2 separate regions of the Homo sapiens genome follow, and region 1 is linked to region 2. Evidence: chromatin loops called from intact Hi-C (ENCODE). Cell type or tissue: heart left ventricle. All regions are shown on one strand.

Evidence for each region. Peaks named below come from ENCODE experiments on the same cell type or tissue, not always from the same donor. Only the 100,000 strongest peaks of a DNase experiment are listed, where the experiment ranks them.
Region 1: it touches region 2 in a loop (4-fold over the local background); 2 of 110 quality-filtered maps call a loop at or near these places.

What each region holds. Positions count from the first base shown.
Region 1 is chr15:91,404,385-91,412,384 of GRCh38, reverse strand. It overlaps LOC107984778 (a long non-coding RNA gene), which reads left to right. Exons shown (of 5, transcript XR_007064763.1): 4 at 3,383-3,550. Among named protein-coding and RNA genes, the nearest start is that of CRAT37, 55 kb to the left of the region's middle. In heart left ventricle, no CTCF peak of the experiment used is centred here; no DNase peak of the experiment used is centred here; H3K4me3 peaks cover 913 bases; H3K27ac peaks cover 3,581 bases.
Region 2 is chr15:91,524,296-91,532,295 of GRCh38, reverse strand. No RefSeq gene overlaps it. Among named protein-coding and RNA genes, the nearest start is that of CRAT37, 65 kb to the right of the region's middle. In heart left ventricle, no CTCF peak of the experiment used is centred here; no DNase peak of the experiment used is centred here; H3K27ac peaks cover 2,208 bases.

The DNA.
Region 1 (8,000 bases), 120 kb after region 2:
TGGGGAAATTATGTAATCAGGCCAGTTCATCTGTGTATTCTACTGGAAATAAGAGTGCTCATGGCAAATTAACAAATTCACATTGATGTTTATTTACCAGTCTCTAAACTTGGTTAATGTGAGTCAATCCACAGAAGGAACCCACACTGGGAAATTGAAACTCAATTTCCCATTCCCCAGATTAGTTTTGAGACTTCCCTAGAACCTAGTATAGTTCCTTGTATGAAGTATATGCTCAATTAATATTTATTTGCATGTTGAATTGAATTGAATTTCCATTTCCTAATGCACAAAAAAAGTAAAGAAAATGCACTATCTAGTGAATGAGAGAACAAAATGTGCATGTTAAAGGGGTATGTAAATCTTCAGTGCCAGGCACTCTTCTAAGCCATCTAGGTACAGTAACTTCTTTAACATGGTTGGGATGAGTGCTATTATACAAGAGGACTCTATGGGCTTCCAACCCACATTTGGAAGACAAGCCAACTTTAAGAGCCTATAAGATTAGACTGTGGGCCATGGTGAATCTACCTTGGTAATACCAACCTTTGGAGTCTGTACAGCCTGCCAGCCTTCCTATCATAGAAAAGACACAAGCTATCCTTCCACTTCCTTTAAGGCCAGTACCTTGTTTGTGTATTACCCAACCTCTGTTGCAAAGGGCACTCACCCTGTGAGATTCTCTGTGAAGAAAGAGTCAAATAATTCACTTTAGAAAACCAAACAAATGTTTAAATCCTTAAAAAAATTATTCAGATAAAATTCAACACTTCCCAAACTTATCAACAGAACCATTTTTTTCCACATAACTTTCATTAATATATACTAGAATAGTAATTCCTCTGGCCTAATTCAGTTCAACATGCAAATAAACATTAATTGAGCATATACTTCATACAAGGGATGATACTAGTTTCCAGGAAAGTCTCAAAATTAATCTAGGAGATGGAATCTATATTTTGAATGCTCAAGGTAAGATATTTTAATCTTGTTGAATTTAATCTTCTCCAAAAAAATCTCTGAAGGAGACATTGTTAGCCTCATTTCACAGTGAGGAGACTGAGATTCAAAGAGAGGTCAAGTCTTTTGATCAGTGCCACCCAGATTTGAAGCCTGGGTTGGAAACCATGTTTGACTTCACTGTAGATTAGATACTCTTACAGTTCCTTAACATAGACCTTTTCTTAAGTAACTTGCAATATTGGGTGGAATATAAGACATGTATATGGCTGTATAACAGAAGCTAGAAAATGCAGAGAGGGACAGAAAGTGTGTTTTAAAGCATTCAGAGGAAGTTGACATTACTTTCATCTGGGAAGATTCAAGAAAGATTTTATTTGTGATGTGGCATTTGAGTGGAGCCTCAAGGGGAAATAAAAATAACACCATGTGGTAGAAATACCAAAATAAATTTGGAAAATCTTCACCTGTATCCAGAGAGAATTGCCAAAAACCTACATCAGGGTAAATGTTGCTCTCTTTGAAAAAGTAGTAAAATCCTTGTGTACCTAATATGGTGTCCAAAACATGATGGTACAGAGGTAGACAGGAAGTCCCTGACTTCAAGATGGTTCACAACGCAGTACAACAACCTTCCCTGAATACTACCACTGGAAACACAGAGGAGGTCTAGCTTGGCTTCAAGTGGAGCAAATTATAAAGAGCTTCCTGGAAGACATGGAATTTACATTGGAGAAGCATTTGCACACAAGATGCTAGAGAAGATCATTCCAAGCAACAACAACAAAAATCCATAGACAAAGTCAAAGAAATAGACAAAAATGAAACATTGAGACTAGCCAGAACAGTCTGGAATTTGGAATAAGTGCCTGTGTGGCCAAAGCACAAACAAGACAAGGCATTTGAATTCTGGATCCTCCATCGTTCTTAACCGGACCAATTCTGCATTTATGTTATACTTTGATGTTCTGTATAATGTTTTGTTTTCATTAAAAAGGGTTGTTTTGCTTAACAAACTGCTCAAAGCTGGAGCTTGGTCATAGGAATCAGTTGTTAATGGTAGAAAAGATCGGAGGAAGAACGTGACTTCCTAGGGAACTAATAGAAACGATCTCAGCTTGGGTAAAATATTAGGGTATGAGGTTCGCATTAACAGGAATTTTGTTTAATGGCCTTGAATGTCATGCCATGGATTCTTGGTTGATTTTGTAGGTAATGGGTAGCATTATTTTTTAAATAAGCGTGTAAAATAGAGAAAAGTGCCTCACAGTTGGTCATGTCCAATACTTTCTTGCTGGAGAATATTCTATGATCTGGAGCTAAGGAGTCACTCTCCCTTATAATTTTCTGTTTGTCACACTCATAATCTTTGTGTGCCAGCAAAAACAAAATGAGGCCAGGTCACAGTATTCCTGTATGTCCTTCTTTATGAGACAACAGTTACTTCTCAGCCATTATTACTCCAGCAAGAGATAGAGGACCAATGTTATAAAACAAGACTATCCAGCTAAACTAGTGAGCATCGCAGGAATATACTAGGATACAAAATTTACCATCTTTAATGTCCCTCCTCTGTATTGAATTCCTTAGATTAAAATGGAGAATAGGTATCTTTAAAAAGAAAAGAAACTGTGTAACCTAAGTTTACATTTTTCTCTATGAGAAAAGTGTTTGCTAGGGAACTAAAACTATCTCAGCGTGGGTAAAATATTATGGTATGAGCTTCCCATTAACAGGAATTTTATCTTATCTATTCTAGTATTCCCACTACCTAATTTAGTGGTGTTCCATAAATTATCATGAGTAAAAGGGTATCAGTAATGGAAAAATTCAGTGCCAGTTGGCTCTAGACACACTTTAAGAATTGCTACCAAATAACTGGGATATTGCAAGTAGGAATACAAATTGCTATTTCAGTTTCAAACAGGCTATCTCTGGGGGATGAGAAAATGTCATAATGAGTAGCAGCAGAACATCCCAGCAGGGTTCCAAAATGCTGAGATTTCAACCCATGAGCACCAATGCCAATATTAATAAAGTCACCTATATGAGAAAATTTCTTCTCTGTTTTGAAAGATCATATTCAAAGCTGAATAAAAAGCCAAAATCAGAGGACAAATGAACCAGTTTTCAATCCTAAGAAACATGAATTTTCAAGTAAAGTAAATTAACTCAAACATGAATTTTCAAGTAAAGTACATAGATTAGCTCAATAGTACAGTTTTGTCATAAAATATATTAGTTCTACAAAGAAATAGCCTGGCCAAACCACATTCCAGCTGTATAGGTGTTCTGGTTATTTACATATCATCTCTCTAACCCATACCCAGCTTCTCTATTCTCCTCTACGAGGCTGGGTATGTGCAAACTCCATTTCTGAGACTCTCCCGCCTGCTTACTTCCCGGTCGATTCTATCAACAGGAGGCACTGGCAAGAGATAAGAAGACTGGAAAAAGAGATTTCTGCTTCTGACTCTGACAGAAGGGTAGTTGCTGGAGATTGCTAAAGCGGTTTCATCTGGCTCATTCCGGATTTCTGGAATTGGCAGCCTGAGCCAATTCCAGACATAGCTGCAGCGGTACCTCATTGGTGGGTTCAGGACTGACTTCTCCAGTGTCCTTCTCCTCTGAGTATCACCTTCGCCTGCTTTTACCCTCCAGCCCTCCGATTTCTTTGTCACCAGCTTCCTGACTCTTCATGGAGCCAGTGGCTATCTGACCTTTCTGAGTTGCAGTTTCCTCAGTTCTGAAACTGGGTTAATTAATACACAGGGATAAGAGGAAATGAAATTAAGACTTACAGAAATCCTCTGCACTAGAAAGGTGGTAGTAATCCCCTATGTAATTCAAGTTTTAAAAAATAATAATAAATGTAAAAAATCCATAAAATTCTGATTTTTAACAGAACTACTATTTTAATGCTAATTTTTAAATATCAAAAAAATATACATATTGGTGCCCTTGTTTTGCTATTATCTTAATTACATACTTTGTCTACCTATTGTGTACCAACCTCTTATAGCATCCACTTTATAGGGTAGTTTGGGGGCCTGGTAATAAAGTACATAAAGCTCCTAGGACAGTGCCTATCCTGTAATAAGCACTAAATACCTGGCAGCAATCATTATTTTTGTGTAGATGATTTTAACAGCTAATCATATTTTCTCTGATACTTCCTTCACTTTCTAATATCACTGTTTGTACAACAGCTCAGATTATACCATCATTATACCTCTTCACAGCTGAGGTCTCTACCTCAAGCAGAGATCTCTACCTCAAGTAGAGATTATACAGGTAATAGCAGAAATCTCTCTTGATTCATTAAAATGTGTTACAAGCCATAAACAGGAAACACTCTTCCTAACAAAATATATATAGCCTATTTAAGCTTAAGGGGAAATTAACATTTATTGTTGCCTATTATATGTCAGGTAGTTTGCTAGGTACCTTCATCTGGATGATCTCATTTAGTCTTGTTAAACTAACTAGTCAGAAGAATATTTGCTTTATTAATTGCATGAACATAAACAAAGATAATGGGTACTGTCTATTTTAATTAACAGGTGACTAAGTATTATATTAGGAAGAGACTCACTCACGTAGCAAAGATTTACTGCATGCTTACTGAGTGCCAGAAACCAAGGATACAGAGATTAAAATAAAAAGCCACAACGGAACTGACTCTTCCCCACCCCAGCTGCTTGAATAGTGGCTGCCAAAGGCTCACAGGTGGCTTCAGCGAAGGGAAGCAGCCTCATCCAGAAAAGCCTGTGAGGTCATGCCTTCCTCCACAGCCAGCCCAGGCCAATGACATATGTGGCACAAAAAGCTCAGCCCCTTGCCTTAAGGTGGGGCAAGTCTACAGTGTTATTTACATTTCAGAGCACCCCAAGAAATCACAGTGAAGTTAGACTCCAGTGCAGCCACAACATCTTTGCTTAGCTTCTTCCTCTAGCCTGTCCCGCTTTCCTCCTTCCCTTCCAGGTTCTCCCTGAGAGCACTCCTTCAATGACTCACTCAACAAGAATCCTCATTCCAGGCTCTGCTTCTAGGGAGCCTGGCCTCATCTGTCTTCAAGAAGCTTTCTGCCTAGTAGAGAACCATACCTGCAAACATACAAACAAAATGTAAATCATAGTGTGAAGTCATGAATGTGAATGTACAAAACACGGTAAGTGCACAGAAGAAGAAGCATGGCAGAATCAGCACTCAACTCCGTGCCCATGGTACATGGGTAAAAGCAAGATTAAATATCCATCCCAAATTCAAGTACAGTAAGGCATAGATTCTACAGCAGAGGTCAGCAAATTTTTTCTTAATGAACATATAGTAAGTTTTCTAGGCTTTTCAGGAGCATAGGAGAAATTCTGTGTATTTTGTAAGTACTTATAAAACCATTTCAAATGTGACCTCAGGCAGCTGACTCGACTTCACCTGTAGGCATATCTAGAATAGTGTTTCTCAAACATTAATATGCATAGTAACCACCAGATGATGTTGTGAAAATAGATTCTCATCTGGTAGGTCTAGGGTGGGGTCTGAGAATCTGTATTTCTTTTTTTTTTTTTTTTTTTTGAGAAGGAGTCTCGTTCTGTCACCCAGGCTGGAGTGCAGTGGAGCGATCTCGGCTCACTGCAAGCTCCACCTCCCGGGTTCATGCCATTCTCCTGCCTCAGCCTCCTGAGTAGGTGGGACTACAGGCGCCCGCCACAATGCCCGGCTAATTTTTTGTATTTTTAGTAGAGACGGGGTTTCACTGTGTTAGCCAGGATGGTCTCGATCTCCTGACCTCATGATCCACCCACCTTGGCCTCTCAAAGTGCTGGGATTTCTAATAAGCTCCTAGGTGATGTTGATGCTGTTGGTCCAAGGTCCACACATCGAGAAACAAGTCTCTAGAGAGATAAGTATGGTAAAAGGAGAAATCCTAAAAGAAAAACAATTGAGCAAAGCTGCAGGAGTTTTAGGAGCAGAGGAAGCAATAGCAAGGGCTCTAGGCTGAGGTCAGAGGGAGTGCCAAGTAATTTAATTAATGGACATTTATTGACCATCAACTCACTTCAAATCATGGCTCTAAGTGCCACAAGGAAAGAGGCCAAGCTTTCACAACCTTGAGCATACTTTGTTAAAGAATCAGCTAGAAGACAGAGTAGCAGAGGAGGAAGACCTGTGTAGTCCACTGTGGCAGAGAGAGCCAATCGTCCAGCAGAAACCTGATGCTTCAAGGGCTCAGATACACACGAATAGAGGATCTCAACAAATAGATGCTTTATCTGCCCAGCAACCGCCTGTCCAACTTCAGATTGCCATAACCCTTGCCACTGATCTATGTAGCCAAGGCTATTTCTTTTAAAACAACTACGTAATCGTCCTCATTTTTTCCTTTAAAAAACCTGTGTCTTCTTGTAATCCCAGCACTTTGGGAGGCCAAGGTGGGCCGATAATGAGGTCAGGAATTCAAGACCATCCTGGCCAACATAGTGAAACCCCATCTCTACTAAAAATTAAAAAAAAAAAAATAGCCAGGTGTGGTGGTGGGTGCCTGTAATCCTGGCTACTTGGGAGGCTGAGGCAGGAGAATCACTTGAACCTGGGAGGTGGAGGTAGCATTGAGCCGAGACTGCACCATTGCACACCAGCCCGGGTGACAGTGCAAAGACAGACTCCATCTCAAAAAACAAACAAACAAACAAAAACACCTGTGTCTTCTTTTATCTCTCCGAATACACACATAGTTTACTATGGCGTGTGTATTTCCATTGCAATGCTCTATTTCCAAATAAACATCATTTTCTTTAAAAAAAAAAAAAAAAAAAAGATATTTCAGAGGCAGGCAAACCAAAGCACACAGATTTAAATTCCACTTTCAAATCTTGATTAGCTCTTTGGCCTAATATGTGTCATCTAACTACCCTGCTATGGTTTGAATGTTTGTGTCCCTCCAAAACTCACGGTAGAACTTAAACCTCAAGGTGGTGGTATTAAGATATAGGGCCTTTGGAAAGTGATTGCACTGTAAGGGTTCCACCCTCATACATGGGATTAGTGTCCTTATAAAAGGGCTTGAGGGAGTGAGTTTGCGCCTTCCATCCTTACACCATGTGAGGACACAGCAAGAGGTAAAATCTGTGAAGCAGAGAGCCAGCCTTCACCAGACACCAAATCTGCTAGTGCCTTGATCTTGGACTTCTAGCCTCCTGAACTGTGAAAAATAGGTTTCTACTCTTTATAAGTTACTCGGTCTAAGATATTTTTTTACAGCAATATAAATGGACTGAGACATATTCTGAACCTCAGATTACCATGCTGAACATGCAGGTATCAACTTCAGCAAGGCATTATGAAGGTTAAATGGGATAGGATGTATAGAGGCAGCTGGCACATAATAGTTGAATGAAGATCCAACACTTTTTCTTCCCTTGGTAAAGACATTGGCATAGTCACTTGCTTGTGAAATGTGCAAATATGGAACCAGTGGTTTTAAGAGAGGACTGCACAATTCCTATGAATATATAAGCTCTCTCTGGAAGAATACCCAATAAGTTGAAAACACTGATGGCATTGAGACAGGTTAATGAATGAGTAGAGAACAAGGATGAGAGAAAAACTTTTGTGTATCTTGATTCTTTTTGATGTACATATTTTGCTCATTAAAAAATGGAATTACAGGGCCAGGCCACGATGGCTCGTGCCTGTAGTCCCAGCACTTTGGGAGGCCAAGGCAGGCGGATCACCTGAGGGCAGTCGTTTGAGACCAGCCTGGCCAACATGGGGAAACCCCATCTCTAATAAAAATAGAAAAATTAGCCAGGCGTGGTGGCGCACACCTGTAGTCCCAGCTACTCAGGAGGTTGAGGTGGGAGAATCGCTTGATCCCAGGAGTCAGAGGTTGCGGTGAGCCGAGATTGCAGCACTGCACTCCAGCCTGGGTGACAGAGTGAGACTCTGTCTCAATTTAAAAAATAAAAATAAAAAAATGGAATACACACACAGGCACATGCACACACATGCTGAGTGGATAAGTGATACAGATTTAGGAA
Region 2 (8,000 bases):
TAGTAGAGACAGGGTTTCACCATGTTGGCCAGGCTGGTCTTGAACTCCTGACCTCAGGTGATCCACCCACCTTGGCCTCCCAAAGTGCTGGGATTACAGATGTGAGCCACCACGCCTGGCCTATTTTCATTTTAATTTTTATTCAGTAAGTATCTCATCATCATCCTTATTACTACTTTCCAATTGGAAATTATAACCTTATATCTGATTGTCACAGTAGAATATTCTATCATCCCAGATTTGAGGGAAGCCTGTTTTCATTAACCTCATCAGTCCTGAGCTTCTTTTAGTTTATCACTTTCAGTTACCGTCTTTTAGTGTACCAGGATTCTACATATAAAGAAAATACTAGTGACAAGACAAGCACTTGAATTAAGAAAGACCTTTAGTTAAATCCCAGTTCCATCATATGCCTGCTGGTTTCATGAGCATCCAATGAGTAAGGCACTCACTGGCCTCTCTTGCCTTCAGTCTCTCCTCCGTAAATTTGGAATCACAGTACTTTACAGAATTAATTTGTAAACAGACCAGATAAGGTCTGTGGCAGTGCCCGGTACAGAGCCCGACATGTAAGTGTTAATGCGTTTGCTGAGAGGATGTAGCTTTTGGAGCTATTATGGTTACTTACTGCTTCAGAAAAGCACCCCCAAAACATAAGAACTTAATCATTTCTTGTGCTCATACATCTGGATTTTGAGTAAGGCTTGGCAGGAAAAGCACATCTCTACTCCATGGGTGGCTGTCAGGTGGGTGATGCAGATTAACTAGAGGACAGAAGATTTGCTTTCAAGGTAGTGCCCACATGCAGCTGAAAAGTTGGTCCTGAATATTGACTGGGAGCTGAACCAGAACCGTGGGCCAGGGTGCTGGTTTCTTTCCACATGGGGCTCTCCCTGGCCTGCTCAAGCTCCCTTATAGCATGGTAGTGGGGCTGCGAGAACACGCATTCTAAGAGAATATGGCAGTAGTATTAGCTATTTTTATAACTCAGCCTTGGAAGACACATCATATCACTTGTTTTGGACTCTATAAGTGAAGGCAGTTGCAAAGGTCGGCTCAGGTCCAAGGGTTGGAAGACAGGTTCCGCCACTCAACAGGAGGAAAGCCAAGATCAGATTCTAAGAGCACGCCGGATGGGAAATATTTTTGCCACTATCTTTGGAAACATGATCTGCCACAGAAGCACTTGTCTGAACTAGCAATGGTCTGGACTGGTGTTCTGTACTTAATGATGGGGCTGCACCAGACACAGTGTTGTCTTTCCGTTGGGTCGCATACTGGCTAAGGCTCTGGAGTCAGACTGCTCATATTCAAAGGCCAACTCTGCCTCTTACCCAGGTGGCCTTAAGGAAATAATTTAACTCCTTGGTTTTAGTCTGTAAAATAGAAACAATAATAGTATATACTCCATTGGGCTGTTGTGAAGAAGCTTATGAGTGTACCTAACACATAGAAAGTGAGTTAACTCTTGTGTTTATTACTCATTACATTTGTCACTGATTTTGATGGTGAGAAAATTATCCTGGTTCTTGGTGAAATAGTGATAGCCTTTCCACAGGACATCTGGAAAATGATTGGAAGAAGGAAGCAGGGATCATGATACATCTCCCCAGCTCTTCTTGTGGTAGATAGAGAAGAATGTGAACGGTACAGTCGGACAGACTTGGGGTACATCCTGGCTCTATTTCTTACCAGCACCATGACTTTGGGAAAGCCGCACTATCTTTCTGACCTTATTTATGTAAGGAGTCCATGTTATTTTGAGCACCAAATTAAATAATGTGCATGATTACGTCATACTGCTCAAATGATAAGCATTTATTGGAATAGAGAAAGGGACCAAAGTTCATTAATAATATGAATCACAAGCACATTCATGGAAGAGCATCCAGGTTAATGAGAACTTGAGGAGAGAGCAAACTTACAAATTATTTTGAAATCTTGAATCCCCCGAAGTGAATTGTCTGAAAGTACACTTGGAACGGACCAAGTAGGACAGGTTCTTTTGGTAGAGTGTGCATCTTGTTCTTTTGGTAGGGTGTGCATCTTGGTAATGGAGCTTTCCCTTATGATAAAGACATAACGAGAAAACCTACATGTGACAAGGATGTGGATTAGAACTGGAGGCAGAGAAATGCATGGCAAAGCCAGCTTATCCTGGGGAAGGGCTGGAAGGAGTTTGCGTGGCAGATCAAAGATGAATTCATGAGGTGAAGAGACTGGATTGTGTGAGAAATAATTTCACTAAAGCTTCATGCTTAGGTACTATAGTATTGTTGGGAAAAACAGGTTCACTGTGTGGGAGTCTCCCTTACTACTTTCCTTCCTAATTGAAACCCTGACCCTGACTGAGAGGGGAAAGGTTGCACTGGGGAACCTGTGCTTTGAGTGCTGATGCGACACCACTTGTAACAGCAGCAGCAATAGTGACCCCTTGATCATTAAAAGGCAAACACCCTCCTCCTACACACACCTGCAGCAAGTCTCTAACCCATGGTTAAGTTGTAAAGGGACCTTTGGCAGAGAATAAACTGAAATCAAAGGAGTTCTGAGAACAGCTGCTTTCCCTAGAGCATCAAAGAAAAAACAAAAGCAGTTGCTTTCTCAGAAGCATGGTGTGATCTAATTACTTGTGTTGACTCCATGTTTTCTATGGTGTTTCATTGTTAGCATATGGTATTACTTCCTGTCATGGGCGCAAGTGTCTTTTGTGCGTTATTGAAGAACTTAACCACGATACGACATTGTTTCCACAGGTGAATTGTTTCCAAGTTTTCACCAACTGAATTAGAAACAAACTTGCTGATCAAATGAATCTCTTCTGATTAGAACTACTTATATTATACAGTGTGTCTAACAGGTAAGATCATCATGATTTGTTTACTGTTCCCAAGTTTTTATGGAAATCTGCAAACATACAGAAAAGTAGAATCATTTAATGAGCACCTGTACCATTTCTCAACATCATGACCCTCTTGTTCTTCTTCCACTATACATGCTCTCCTTTCTCCTAGAGGATTCTTAATGGGCACTGCTGGTCCTCCACCCAGATTCACTTGGATCCTTTGACCATTTCTGCATACCCCTCTTCAGGCTTCGGCGTGCTTCTATCTGCAAAGATCTGCACCTGCAACTCCTCTTCTGAGCCTTGACCTTAGACTCCAGAGCTGCTTTGCTTGGGAAGTACCTGAGAGTTTATGCCTTCCAAGGTGATTTTTAGCCAGTGACGGGTGCACGTGGAAGTGTGAGAGCCCAGCTCCCTTGTTTCAGGGCAAAGCTGCTCTGAGGTGTAACATATGCCAAGCCATCTGATTTCTTCAACAAATATTTGGCAAGCAAAAGAGGTCTTGGCTGTAAGAGCTCTCCATGCTACAGCTTTGACAAATTGCATATTTATGGTTTAGTGGGACGCTTATCCCTTGTCAGTTTTGTACATTGGTAATTAGATATAGAAGTTTCATTGAATTCAGCTCTTTTTTCCTTGTTCTCAAAAAATATCTCATAATTGGGAATCTGTACTTCGCCTTACATCGGAAGGCCCATAATGTCAAGTTCAGGTTTTGCCAGCCTAATCCAGTCATTATAAAATTCACTATCAATCTTTCACCTGGAGGCTTTAGCAGCCAATGGTGAGTGTTAACCACCAATATCGTTTTGTTACATGTTGCCAAATAGTGAATTCCAATTCTATTGCTTCTGCATTTGGTAGCTGGAATTCACCTCTAAAGAACATTCTCTCACTATTTGGTAACCCTGAAATATAATTTGTATAAGAAGTCCTTGATTCTTCTATTTGCAGACTTTTGGAACAATGACTTGGTATCCTAGCAACCTTCAGAGGTGACCAATTAAAGGAGTATTTTTATAGAAAAATTCTTGAAGAATTCTTAGATTGTTACATATTTGATACATTTTAATCCATTGAGGTAATTACTCTTTTTGATGATTAAATTGTGCCATCTTTGGCCATTAAGACTACATTCACATGGGCTCCTGTAGCTTTCTAGCACCATCTCACATACAAAGCATTCCCAGGTCTTGTATAATTTCTTCCCCAGACATGAAGTTAGTCATTTTTCTAAGGAACTTGATTTCCTAGAAATCAAGAAATGATATTTAGAGATACAATCTGGATGCTAACGTTGCAACAGTACTGAGTTGTATTATTTCTACATCTTTTTTCATAGCCAGAAATAGAAAACGCATGTTTATATGGAAAAAAATCTTAAATTCATATTGACATTTCCAATTCAAATGAAAGATTGCAGCATTTTACTTAACTTCTTTGATTTTACATGTCTTTTGTCTTACTCTTGAGAACCTTTACCCCTAACTGCATTAACTGTTTGTTTTTATTCTTAAATATATAACTAATATATTCAAAATGCTAACACTGTTACTGAAAGTAGTTCAAGATTTCTCAGTGGTTCCTTTCATTCTGAGAATTATCTTACTAGCAATGTACAGTCAAGTTACTCCAATTCTGTGTTTAGAAGTCACTTGTACAAATTTTTCTCTGCATTGTTATGCCATCAATTTCATACGTCATATTTAATTTTGTTCCCTAATTTTTGGGATTATGAAATATTTTCCTTTTGTTTATCTAGAGCATTTTCATGACTTCAAAGTCAAAACTATAAAACAAAGCACATTCTTCTTTATTGTTTTTTCTATACCCATAAAGGGTATTTTTACTAGGTTTTAATTTATCTTTTCTTTGTTCTTTTCTTATTGTTAAAAACAAGCAAATAGGTATACTTTTATATACACCAAAAAGTGAATGCACATTTGTTCTGCACCTTGTTTGTTTTTTTCTTTTCTTTTCTTTTTGTGTGTGTTTGTTTGTTTTTGAGACAGTGCAGTGGTGCAATCATAGCTCACTGCAGCCTCAAACTCCTGGGCTCAAGCAATCCTCCCACCTTAGCCTACTGAATAGCTGGGACTACAGGTGTGTTCCACTATGTCTGGCTAATTTAAAAATAAATTTGTAGAGACAGGTTCTTGCTATGTTGCCCAGGCTGGTTTTAAACTCCTGGGCTCAAGTGATCCTCCAGCCTCAGTCTCCCAAAGTGTGGGGAGCTACCATGCCCAACCTTGAATTTTTCACTTAAGTAAGTATCTTTGTAATGGGAACAAAAGGATTTTCCCCTGGAATGTTATTCTTTTTTCTGCTTCTTTCTCTACATAGAGTACTTTCCACTAAGCTGTACAGTCACTTGCTGCATTGAGACCCATTTTGCAAAATTAGTCCCCAGAGGGGTTGACACAAGCCACCAGCCACATGTCTAAGCAGTGTGCTGAGGTGAGCTGAAGACTTGCCGAAACGTGAAGTGTGGTTGATGAGAACTAAGAAACACTAGAAAAGTGGGGGATATGTCTGTGGTCCTTAGAATTGAGGACAATCATTCAAAATCTCACCTGTTTATGTAGGCAGGGATGCAGGGTATTTAACAGCAGGGAGGTCTGTGTCCATTTGTGTTGTTAGAAAGAAATACCTGATGCTGGGTAATTTATAAAGAAAAGAGATTTATTTGGCTCACCGTTCTGCAGGCTGTACAAGAGGCAAGGCACCAACATCTGCTTCTGGTAAGGGGCTCGGGAAGCTTCCACTCATGGTGGAAGGTGAAGGGGAACTGCTGTGTGCAGATCACATGGTGAGAGAGGAGACAGAGGGCTGAGGGGAAGTGCCAGGCTCTTTTGAACAACCAGCTGTCTTGGAAACTAACAGAGCAAGAACTCACTCATTGCCATGAAGATACAACCAACCCACTCATGAGGGATCCACCCACATGACCCAAACACCTTCCATTAGGCCCACCTCCAACTTTGGAATCAAGTTTCAACATGAAGTTTGGGGAACAAATATTCAAACAATAGCACAGAGGCTTTAGAGTCAGACAAACTTGAGCTTCCATTTTCCAATTACTTGACCTTGAACAGAGCATTTTACCTCTCTGACCTGTAAGTTCTTTGTGTAAAAAGTGAGAATGGTTATGAATAACCTAAAATACATTGTGTATATTAAATGTGATAATGTGCGTAAAGCCCCTCACAGACAGCCCTCGTTATTATGGCCATCATTTGATATATACAGTAGTCTTTGCAGCAAGGACCAGAGAAAATCTTATGAGGGTGCCCCCACAGTGGCCTCCAGTCTAGAGATAGTCCCAGGGATGGCTCAGTTGGATGAGTTGCTTAAAAGGATGGCTAAAGAGCAGCATGTGGTGGTAGGAAGAAGCAAAGAAACAGAGCCTGACAGAGCAGCAGGGCCGTAAGCAGGAAGCCAGGAGGAATGAGAGCACATGGAAAGTGTTTTTCAAAAGCTTTGAGGCCAGCAGATTGGGACTGGAGCTAAGAATAATGCCAGAGTGTTGGGAGGGGTAGGGTGTGAGTGGCTTCTCTGCAGTGCAGGCTTGGTGTTATAGCGATAAGTTGGAAGGCTTAATTCATCTGCACAGTATCAGGGAGCAGGGGCAAAGTATTCCCCATCAAATTCCATGATTGCCTCAAATAGGTTCACGGAAAAAAATCACCCATAGAGAATAAACAGAAAAAAGGAATATAGTGGGAAGTAGCTCCCACAATCTACAGGGGATGTTATATGGGAAACCAGTTTTGGTGTCAGGAAGAAATGCAAAAAATCTAGTAGTCCAGAGGCTGGGAGGAAACCTGCAACATATCCAGAAACAGCTGCTGATGCAATATAACATACAAGGTATGCTAAAATCTATGTGCCCCCACACAGGGTGGATAGAACCAATTCCCAACCCCGAGGGACTTTGGCATACATGGAATTTTACCTGCTCAGCACCCACCTCCCTTTAACTGGCTGTGAGCAAAGGGACCATATATCATGGGTCTAGAAAATAAACCACAAGTGACATTCCTGCCAAGGAGGCAAATAGAATGGAGCAATGCACACTAAAGTGTATCTCTGGATTTGTTCTTTCTCTCCCAGAGATTTTCAGTCTTGAAAAATCTCTCACTGACCCTGCTATCCACGCCTATTTCTCTTCTTCATTTTAAATGCTAAGCTTTCCCCAAAGCACAATTCTGATTCCTTAAGTGAAGCACTAAATCATTAAATACTTGATCTTAGTAAAGTAAAAACCATCATTTATTTTAAATGGTTCTTTCCATATTTCCATTTTCATCAATAACAGTCCATATATTTGTAGTATACAAATAGGTAGTACATTTGATATGCTAAGAAAGGACCTTAGTTGATCAAGGATTTAGTGGTCTTTACTTGGGGCACCTTCTCACCTTAATGCTTGTTGCCTTCTCTGTCTGCATAGTTTCAACTAATTATATACATATATATATGTATGTGTGTATATATATATACACACACAGGTGTACATATATATATAGGCTATCAGGTCCTACAAAGTCTTCCCTGACCTTACTGGGTAAAATTAAACTCCTTTTTGTTCTATATCTCATAAAACTTTATTTATTCATACCTATATTTTTTAACTAATCATATTTCTTTAATTATTTATTCACAAGTCTCTCTTTCAAACTATAAGAATTAAAGAAAGAGGAAAGAAGCACAAAAAGGTGGCTTGCCAGTCAGGACAGATTTATTTTAGAAAAAACAAACCTGAGAGGGGCTTCTGGCCGACTTAGGTGAGAGGCATGCTCTCTTACAGACTGAGTTTTTAGGGATTCGGGGTGGGAGAGTTTATCAGAAGCTTGGACTGCTTCTGTGTCTCTTTGTTGTGCTTATCTGGGAGGGAGAGTTGTGTGTCTGTTCCCATACATCTTTCTGCAGATGCAGGCATACCCCACCTGAGTCTGCTTTTAGCTTCCCTATCTTAGTGCACCTGAAGGGAAAGGAATGTGCTTATTAAGGCCCACTGTTTTACTGGGGCCCATTGTATGAAGGTGAAGTTTGGCAGTTACCCAAAAGACTTTCCCCCAACCTCTCTCTGTGCCCGAGCTGTCTTATCTGTGTTTTCCTGTCTACTCTTTCTGGCTGCTTGAAGAGAAGTGAT